Regions from separate parts of the Homo sapiens genome. Here region 2 is linked to region 1. Evidence: chromatin contacts called from ENCODE Hi-C or POLR2A ChIA-PET data. All regions are on one chromosome and are shown on one strand. Each heading gives the region's core, a stretch centred on a gene start or an enhancer-like site at or near the end of the contact. The rest is flanking DNA. Distances are from core to core; before and after follow the strand shown.

Region 1 (5,277 bases), core at 130-2,629:
GTTAGGGCGGTTGCCCTGTGTCCCACCAGGTCCTGCTGCGGTGGAGGTGCAGTCCCGGACCTACTTAAACTGGTTTCTGGGGAAGAGGGGCCGCTGGAACCTGGGTCCCGGCTTTCCTGGAGCTTCAGCCGAGGCACCTCTTTGGTACCCAGGCAAAAGTTTTTCAGACTCAGCAAAGTGGCCGGGTTGGCCAGCTTCATGCTTGCCATGCGGGGGATCAAGGTGCACAGTGGGGTGGGGCTCTCCTGCGACGGCAAGGTGGCATCTTCAGTCGGCAGGTGAGGTGCCAGGGCGGGGTGGGGAGGCTGCGGCGAGCCCTTGTTCCCGACCGAGCCTCCGGAGCTACCTTCGTCCAAGGACGTGATCGACTCGTTCCGAAAGCGGCTGTACTTGGCCCTGTGCAGCATCCCGGGGTGCCCGAAGAGTCCTACATACAGCACGAGTCCTGCCAGGCTGTCCTGGCCGCGTTCTCGCATAGCCTTGGCAGTGCTGAAACAGGATACTGTTGCATAAATCGCCTCGTCGTCTGGTAGATAAACGGTGCAGACATCAGATACCTCAACGCCCGATGCAACTCACAGCAGCCACCTCTCCAACTCTGCTCTCGAGCTCGCCCACCTCGGCTCCCGGCCCCTTAAGGGTGACAGCCCATGGGGGAAACGCCTCCCCTGCTCTGATTTCAGTCTCTCCCTGGCCCAGGCAGAGGCACCAGTGTTCTCGCCTTGGAATCCTTGTCGGGAGAGCCTAGACCCAGGCTCCCGGCGGCGCGGGTCGCTCACGGCCAACTCTTAGGCGCAGAACCCGGGCGAGCGCCGGTCGGGGGGCCCGCTGCATCACTAGCCTTGCAGGAGCCTAGTAGAAATATTTAGCACCCGACTCCCACCCTCACCCCAGCCTTCTGTTCTGCACACAGGAACTTTCGAACCTGCTCCCTTCGGCTCTCACAGGGCGGGGCAAATGACTGGCCTATTAACCCTTTATTTGTTCCAGTGATTGTTCATTTAAAAAGGAAAAAAAAATGTATCTATGAACCAAAGGCCCTTTTGCCTGGGTTCGTTGATTCCAAAGGCTGCCCTCTCTTGGAAGATCTTGTCTTGCATCCCGTTCTGGGCCACCAGCCAGGAGTACTACTGACGGGCGCTGCTCCGCATTGTTTCACTGACTTGTGATGGGTCCGTGTTCCTCAGATCCCCTCCCAGCCTGCCTACCCTCGCTCAGAGCTTCCCTCCCTCCTGGATTCCTCTCGGAGCTTTTTTCAGAAGCCCATTTGCAGCCGAAAGCTGAGATGTGCAGGATGATACGCAGCGTGTTGAAATTTTTATGAATGAACTTTGCCGAATGAATTTCTCTGTGTGTGTGCAAGCTAATAAATCTGTGAATGAAGCTGAGAATAGCTGTAATTGACTGACGGTCTCAGAGGTGCTTGGTTTTTATCCAATCAGGAGGCAGCTTGATGACTCATACACCATAAATATACTAAACTAGTAGCCGAGAGAAATAAAGCTAGCGGGAGAGGAGGGACGTATTTTATTTTGTGGTATCTGATGAATGAGTTAAAAGGAAAGGCAATCTTTACTACAGATCATTAGCCGGGGAGCAGCAGGTTAAAAGATCTATTTTCTTTCTTGTTGAGATGGCCGGGAGGGCAGAGCAGAAGAGCTAAAAATTAGACCCATTGTTACAGGGATATTAGGACATATGGTTCACAACTCCTGTGGGAAGCCATGATGCATTTTTCTTAGAAACATAGTTCTTTTTTTATTGATTGTTGGTTCCATCTTCCGTCTGGTGCGACTTCCTGTACCTATCAAATGCATCCTGAAGACATGATGACAACTGCAAAGGCTTAGCACACAGGAAGCCAAAACCAGAGCTGGGAAAAGGAAATGCAGGTTCTTCAGGAATGGAGAAGAGGAAACTGCTGAAACACTGGGGGTGTGGGGTGTCGGGGTGGGGTGGAAATCACACATAGGAAGAGATAAAGAACTCTCAGAAAAGATTGCATTACTCCGTGTCTCAAGGCTTTGACATCTGAAATTGTTCATTAATTAAAAAATTAAGACAAACTGGCAACCAAAGGAATTAAGGGTGCCACCTTCATTATCTTATTGTCCCTAATGCTGGATTAGGCTTATGTATATTCATGACTTTGGGAGCCTGAGCTCCCTTGGGATCCAAACACAGGTTCTGAATTAAATGGTTGAGAGTGACCAGTGAAAGCGGCATCCTCCTCCCAAGCTCCCTGGTCCCCCAGGGAAATAAAGCACCCATCACATCCTGTCTGCCAAGCCTGTTCAGACATTTCTTTCCCTGGAAAGGCCTTTCTGCATCTTCATAAATCTTCCCTTCAATCCTTGTTGACCTCCTTTTCCCTGCCCTACATCTCCTCCTGGCAAAACTGAGGGAAGTAGCTAAATCAGTTGGACCCCACATCCCTGGGGCTGAGGAGACAGGCTCTGGGCAAGAATATTTACCTCTCATTCCTCCTCATTCCTCATCTGCTTTCTTCCTCTCATTTTTCCTGCCTTCCCCTGGGTCCCTGGGTCCCTGTGTTGCTTCTGTTATGCTATGATGACCTCATTATATGCTCCCTTTAGAAAGTTACTTTACCTCTCCGTGCCTGAATGTCCTCATATGTTGGCAGCAGCCATCTAATGGGGTTGTTATGAGGGCTTACGAGGCCCAATGCTCCATACAGTGCCCATCTCACTAAGTACATGTGGGCAGTATGAAAAAATGGCCATTGGAACCAGAGCTACCTCCCCTTGAAGCTCATATTCTTAACCCTCACACTGCAGAGTTTACATCATTCTAGGCAACTAAAAAGAAAAATTAGTACAAAGTGGGAGAAGCTAAGAAACTCAACATTGTCCAAAGAAAACAATTTTTTAAATCAGGTGGGCCTGGAGAAGGCTGGAAAGGACATGGGCCTGCCTGGCTGATAGGAATCCTTACAGAGGTCTCATGACTGCAGGATGGGGTGTCCAGGGGAGCCAGCTCATCTAGGTAGGCACCATGCTGGCCAGACTCCAGGAGCCCAGACCAGCCTACATGCCTCAGAAAGTGCGAGTCCTGGGAGGGTTGGGGGTTGCGAAGTGGGACTAAGTAAGGTAAGAAAGCAGTCATGGCCATTGTGGGCTCCTTCTCTTCCCAAAGCCTAGAGACCTTGGCTGTCCTGGGTAGCTCTGCTACAGCGTTTTACGAGGGTGAAAGAGACCAGATCTGCAACTGGAAGTGGGGAATAGCCTCTAGGCTGAGCCTGCCCAGCTGGACCACTCTCTCAGTCCTAACAGCCCAAGAGAAGGCTCGTTGATTGAATTGCTTTTCATTCTAGGTAGATGGGTGGGTAAAGCAGATGGTTTGCTTTTTCCAGGGCATTAGAACATCCTCTTCAATTAGTCATGATTAAAATAATATTAATAAGAGCTACTATTTGTGGAACACCTGACAGTTTACCTACATTCTGGTTCAATTATTATAACAAATTGTGGATGCTTGGATTATGTTCCTCACTGCCTTACAGATATGAAAATGAGGCTGAGAGAAAGGGCAGTGACTTGTTCAAGGTGCTCCAGCTGTTGAGCAATGATCTTGGGATCCCTCTGGGCCTGATTGCAAAGCCTCTGCTGGCAGCCACTGTACTCTGCTGCCTCCCAGGGGACCAGAGAGCTCAAGTCTAGTTTCCAGGCCTATGATGGCTACAGGGCATCTTACTGCTTCCTAAAGCTCTGAGAAATGACTGGACAGGAAGATGAGCTGGGGATTTTTGGAGGTTCTAGGGTTGTTGGGAAGCCTACCCCTGAGCTGGCCCTCACAGATCAATGAGATCAGGGCTGGCAGAATATTTTCCTATCTATGGTTTTCCTGTATCTACCCCTCCAAAACCCCCAGGGAAAGTGTATTTAGCCCAAAGATCATTTATCAGAAGATAATACTAGACTAGATATCTCAGGAAACCTTTGTAACTGGGCCACTACCTACAAGCAGTATGCACTCAGCAGCAAAATGTAATTGGATGAACATTAATCTGGGAATTCCAGAACCAGCTGTGGGATTTTGAGTAAGTTATTTAACCTCTCTGAGACTTAGGTTTTGTATATGTAAAATGTGCACAATAATAATAACATCTGCTGAGCACTAACTCTAGATCAGGTCCTGAACTAAGTGTTTCACATTTAAGCCCCCCAGCAAGCCTATGCAGCAGGTGCTATCTGACATTTACTGACTTGCCCAAGTCACATAACCAGGAAGTGGTAGTTGTGGTGTAGAATCGAGCACTGACTCACTCCAAACTATGCCCTTAACCACTGTGATATGATCCAGTGTATATGAACCTAACTCCTACTGCATGCTCGATAAATGTTAGTTCTTGCTCCTTTCTCCTCCTTGGAAAGCATACCTATAAAATTCACCCTAAATACCTCACAAGTAACAACATGAATAATAGATAAGAAAAACCATTATTGTCATTAAATCATCTAAGAACCATGAATGCCTCATCATTGCCCTTGGAAAACAGAGTTCTGCTTAGACCCCAGCAGTATGCCTCCTTTACTCTGAGACATCCCCTCTCTAAAGGCACCTGCTAGGAAACAACATGTCAGCTTCTTAAGAGACATCCTATGCTGGCTGAGCTTCTTGAGTAGAACAGGCAGTTTCAAGGAAGACCTGGGTCAGGCTGGGTCATGCTACAATTAGCCAGGTCCAGGAGGAGGAGAGAAGAGAACCTGGCAAAAATGCCAGCCCAGTTTTGAAGATAATCCAATATGGAATTCGGGGTAGAGGAAGGTTGTGCTAGAGGATATGGGGAAGAGGAGAGAGAACAAGGCAGAAACATAATAACTCTGGGGGGCTGTAGGCCAATTGCTACTTTGGAACAAAGTGGAGCAGGTGGCATCTGAGTGTTATAGCACAAGGACTGTTACTTCATCCCTCCACTACAATTTCTACCATAAAGCAGGCCTACTAGCAAAGGATTTTCACTGAGCAATACCCACAATGAGTCTAACAGCCCATCAGCTGGGAATGAAAACATTGCTGAAGCTCTATTTTGGGGAAAAAATTCCACAAGAAAATATTTATATAAAGTTCTTGGTAGAGACCAAAATATCATTTTCAGGATGGGGAAATGAGATGGTGAAGAAGAATTGTATCTCTGAGAGTAAGGGCCTAGCCTCACAAAAATCATATCCCCCAAAGTTGTCATTAACTCTAGAAATAATCACCTTTTGCTTCCTGAACCCAATGTTTTCTGTTTTTTTCACAGTCTCCAGCCCT
Region 2 (4,971 bases), core at 2,356-4,855, 210 kb after region 1:
GGAGGTTGCAGTGAGCCGAGATCGCGCCATTGCACTCCAGCCTGGGCAACAAGAGCGAGACTTGGTCTCAACAACAACAACAAAAAAGAAGGAATGTAACATCATTATAAAGAAGACATAAACAAGTATTACATATTATTTACTATAATGAGAAAATATCCAAAATAGGTCACTGAAGTAGATTCTCCCAATTGTGAACAATAGTTTTTATTGTAAGTCAAAATAGGAAATATTTTCCAGAGGTTGCACAAACAGATTAAACCACAGAAATAACATTATTTCAGATAAATGGTCAATCCCTCTGTGGTCTTAGACATTTAGTTTTGGGTAGAGAACATGGAAAACTTCCTGAAGGAAGTGATTTCTAAGCTGAGAAACATCAATAGGCACTAGCCAGGTCTGTAAGTCTCTAACACCCATGCTTTAACTCATATTTTGGATCAAGTTTTTGTATTCTTTCATTTTAGTGTTTGTTTTGTTTTTGTTTAGTTTGCTATAATATTTTATCTGAATGGAGACTAATATCCTTTGAGGAGAAACAATTTCAAGTTTATTAATTAGGTTTCTGTTTAAGACTCCATCATAATATACCATTTATTAGTTTATAATTCAGATTCTAAACCTATTGTAAGAGTGCCTACTTGCAAAAAGCAAAGAACCAGAGGTTCAGGATTTGTGAAAATAAAAATACTGTAAAATATAAATGTTTAAATATTTTCTTTTCTTTTTTTTTGAGATGGAGTTTCGCTCTTGGTTGCCCAGGCTGGAGTGCAGTGGCGTGATTTTGGCTTACTCAATCTCCATCTCCTGGGTTCAAGCGATTCTCCCGCCTCAGCCTCCCAAGCTGCTGGGATTACAGGCGCCCGCCACCACACCTGGCTATATTTTTGTAGTTTTAGTAGAGATGGGGTTTCACCATGTTGGCCAGGCCGTTCTCGAACTCCTGACCTCAGGTGATCTGCCCACCTTGGCCTCCCAAAGTGCTGGGATTATAGGCATGAGCCACTGTGCCCAGCCAAATGTTTAAATGTTTTCACTATTAGATATGTCTAATAAGAACTAAAGGAATATCTTCTTGAAATTGAAAAGGAAATAATATTTTTCTATCCCATAAGGATTGTTGGAAAGGTTTAAAGAGACAATAATATACGCAAAGTGCTTACTTAGCAAGATGCCTAGTATAAGGAAGGTAGTATAAGAAAGTAATGTTTTGTTTTTGGTGTCCATTTGGGGTTCTCTAGTAGTTTGGACAGGTTATTTTAAGAGTAATCCTTTATGAAAATTATAATGTACACATTTTATTTTGGGACAAGGATTCTAATCATTTCAATAATTTATTTTTAAGCACAGTTTACTGGGGTCTCAACAAAAGTCACATATTCAGAAGTAGTATGGCCTCTAGGCTAGGAGTCTAGAGACCTAGGTTTTAGTTCTAGCTCTGTTAATCCTGTTTTACTTTGTGCCAATCATTTCAAAAAAGGATGCTTTACTAATTGCTCTGTAAGGTGCTTTCTAGTCTGCATCGGTTTTGTTGAGACTGCAATAGCAATGTATCCAAGGTCCAAACTAATGATTTGCCATCTGGTTTCATTTAGCAAAGTTAATGTTCGGTCATCAAGTACATATTCAGTAGGAAGTATTCTTTTTCGAAACAGTTTCTACAGTCATTTTTTTTTAACCCTGTATAAAATGAGTTTATTTTGGACTGTTAAAAAAATTCAAAACTTTAAAATTTGTTATTTTTCAACTAATGCAAAAGAATATATTAGAAACATCTGAATAAAAAATGATTCTGGGCTGGGCACGGTGGCTCACACCTTTAATCCCAGAATTTTGGAAGGCCGAGGTGGGCTGATCACCTGAGGTCAGGAGCTCGAGACCAGCCTGCCCAGCATGGTGAAACCCCGTCTTTACTAAAAATACAAAAATTAGCTGGTGTGGTGGCGGCTGCCTGTATTCCCAGCTACTTGGGAGGCTGAGACGGGAGAATCGTTTGAACCTGGGAGGTGGAGGTTGTAGTGAACAGAGATCATGCCATTGCACTCCAGCCTGGGCAACAAAGAGCGAAACTCCATCTAAAAAAAAAAAAAAAGATTCTGTTCTTTTCTGTATTTACTGATGTCCCTAAACATTTTACATTTTTTTTTAAAATTTAGGTTATCTCCCTATTAAAACTATTTACAAGTGACAGTGATGACTCCTGTTACTCAAAATTAAACCAAAATGAACATCAAACTGGGATTTATTGGGGCCCAGAAACAAGAAGATATAATTCATTCATTTGAAAATGATAAAGAGGGACTGAAATAATAGTGAGAAAGCTGCCCTGAGACCAGAGTAACTTTGTTTCTTTGATGTATCATTTACAGTAATAACCCAACGGGGTGCCAAGGGGCTGCCACTCTTTGGCTATGCTTTATTGTCCATTCACACTTTGTCTCCATGTTTCCTTCCCCCTTCCTCCTGTATACATGTATACAGAAGGGGGAAGGAAACATGGAGACAAAGTATGCATATACATATAGAAATTCTGGAGCAGTAACTTACTGATGTATACAACTTATCGAATCTCTCTGAGTTATGCTACTACCCCTAGTGTGTTGGGCATGTTGGCTCAAACTTCCTTAATCAGGAAACTTTGGAATGGGTTTATTGCTAGCTGTCTTTGCTTGGGTTTAATCTCAATATTTCTGAGGTGCAAAGTGCACTAGATTGAGAGTTAATAGATCTGAATTTTAATTCCAGTTTTGTTCCCAATGATCACTGTGACCTCAGGCACATCATTTCACCTTTCGTCGTTCATTCAGTTTATCTTACCTATTCATTAAAAACCAATCTGCCTGCCCCCAGTTGCTTTCTAGTGGTAGTGATGATGGAGGTGGTGAGAGACACAATAAATACATAAGCAAATAGGAGAACTATGAAGGAAGGAAAAGTTAGTGATGTACTAGGGATAGTGTACTTTTGATAGGGCATCTAGGATTTCTCTAGATAAGTGAAAAATGAAGAGGTTTAACTGGATGCTAAGGGGTCTTGCACATTAAAAGGCATGTGTTTCCGTCTTTTCACTACTGTGTTCTAGGAAGGCCCACCAATGCCTCTAACCTGTAAATAAATGCAAATCTATTTAAATCAAGTGATACATCAATTTTATGTTGCTTGATTTGGAAGTAATCCGCAAAGAAGCAATAGCTAAACATTTTAGTGTTGTTTGGGGAGTAGCTGCTGAACAATAAAGACCAAAACCATAACTAAAAAACAAACAAACAAACAAAAAAACGCAGCCCGAGACAGATCAGAAACTAGGTGTATGTAGGGCGCCAGGTTATGACACTGTTCTCTGACATCCACAGGGCGCAAAAAGAAAACCTCACTAGTCAGCTTCGCACGTGCTCTGCGCAGGGGCTCCTGCGAGGCCCTAGTCCCTCCCTGGGAGCTAAGAGCAGGACGGAGGCTGTACCTGACTGCTGCTTGGAGGGAACCCTGGCTGAGTCCAGGGAGGAGGAGCCAGAGGAGGGGCCGATTGGAAGCAGCCACCTCAGCGAAGCTGCAGGATTTCCGCAGGGCGGGAGCTGTTTATCTCCCGGAAGAAAACGGCTCCTGTCACAGAAGTCTCGTGATTGCTCTGGGAGCTTTGCTTAGACACTTGAAACTACAGGAGAAAGAAGGATCTAGCGAAATATGGCTACAGAGAGCCCTGCTACGCGTCGGGTCCAGGTGGCAGAACATCCTAGGTGGGGGAGAGGAGACGCCGGGCTTTGGGATCTGCTGGGTTGGCTACGTGTAGATCGGGTCCACAGCACTTGGCTCCTCCCTTGGGGCGCTGCTTTTGGTCCCGGGGAGCAAGTGGAACCCTTGGGATTCTATAAGGACACGTGGCTGGGCTTGCAAAAAAGATCACGCCGCAAACACATTCTACCTTGACTACTACGAAGGGTTGTATGTTTTTTTCTTCATCCATGCAGATTCTTCTTTTCCTTTTCTTGTTGTAATTAGTGTACTCTTTCTACTGGGCTTCAGCAGAAATGCCCATATCCACACTGAACTCCTCTCTTTGTCTCGCATGCCAGTTGATACTGCTTTTTAAAAGTCTTCTTTCTAAATATTAATTGAAAACAAACACAAAAACCTTCTTGGTGTCTGCATCCTCTTTAAAACAAAACAAAACAAAAACACGAGAATCTCTGAACTGTCACTTAGGGAATTAATTTGCTGGCAGTCCCTAGCTACACAGTAACTAATAGTTTAGTGATGTCTCGGGGAGGATCTTTTCAGTTACAGGTACTTTGTAGAAATACTTCGTTCTGACTAATGGGGCTGAGGTCTCATAAAATGAAGTCTGTCACCTGCTACATTAGCGAAGGGCTTTCCTGACTCTCTGCTTTTGCTGTTTTTCTTTTCTTTTCTTTCTTCCTTCCTTTCTTTTTTCTTTTTCTTTTTCTTTTTTTTTTTTTTTTTGAGACGGAGTTTTGCTCTTGTTGCCCAGGCTGGAGTGCAGTGGCGCCATCTTGGCTCACCGCAACCTCCGCCTCCCAGGTTCAAGCGATTCTCCTGTCTCAGCCTCCTGAGTAGGTGGGATTACAGGCAGGCGTCACCACACCCGGCTAATTTTGTATTTTCATCAGAGATGGGGTTTCTCTATGTTGGTCAGGCTGGTCTCGAGCTCCTGAGCTCAAGTGATCCGCTCACCCTGGCCTCCCAAAGTGCTGGGATTACAGACGTGAGCCATCGCGCCCGGCCCTCTGCCTTTGCTGTTTTCAGTTTTTTTCTGTTAGTTTTTTTCTCTGGCATCAAGTCCTTAAGCTCTTCCTACTTGGTGGTTTATTACCACCGTGTGTCAGTTGATGATATTATACTTTACTACAACTTGAAAATGTTCTTTCATCCTTAAACCAGCAAACAGTGTGTCTTTAGTTACCAGAAAGAAGCATGATTTCTTATTATAGAGTCCAGCACAGCTTTGGACTACTT

The links. A loop is a pair of places that touch in the nucleus more often than their neighbours do. ChIA-PET counts read pairs that join two places held with the same protein, here RNA polymerase II (POLR2A). Pooled maps may share reads with other maps.
Region 2: a loop to region 1 is called in a pooled map, with 2.9 times the contacts of the local background. The contact joins the promoter of GALK2 here to the promoter of SHC4 in region 1. A Hi-C loop is called at or near these places in 4 of 50 pooled maps. POLR2A ChIA-PET finds 5 or more read pairs at or near these places in 7 of 52 experiments (HEK293, HEK293T, HepG2 and 3 more).

Annotation. Positions count from the first base shown.
Region 1 is chr15:48,962,540-48,967,816 of GRCh38, forward strand. SHC4 (SHC adaptor protein 4) reads right to left here and starts at 1,380. Exons shown (of 12, transcript NM_203349.4): 1 at 1-1,380. The coding sequence starts at 476. RefSeq lists enhancers at 1-356, 357-858.
Region 2 is chr15:49,166,642-49,171,612 of GRCh38, forward strand. GALK2 (galactokinase 2) reads left to right here and starts at 3,606. Exons shown (of 10, transcript NM_002044.4): 1 at 3,606-3,734. The coding sequence starts at 3,682. It overlaps MIR4716 (microRNA 4716), which reads right to left and starts at 2,512; the gene lies at 2,429-2,512. RefSeq lists enhancers at 3,018-3,922, 3,554-3,793.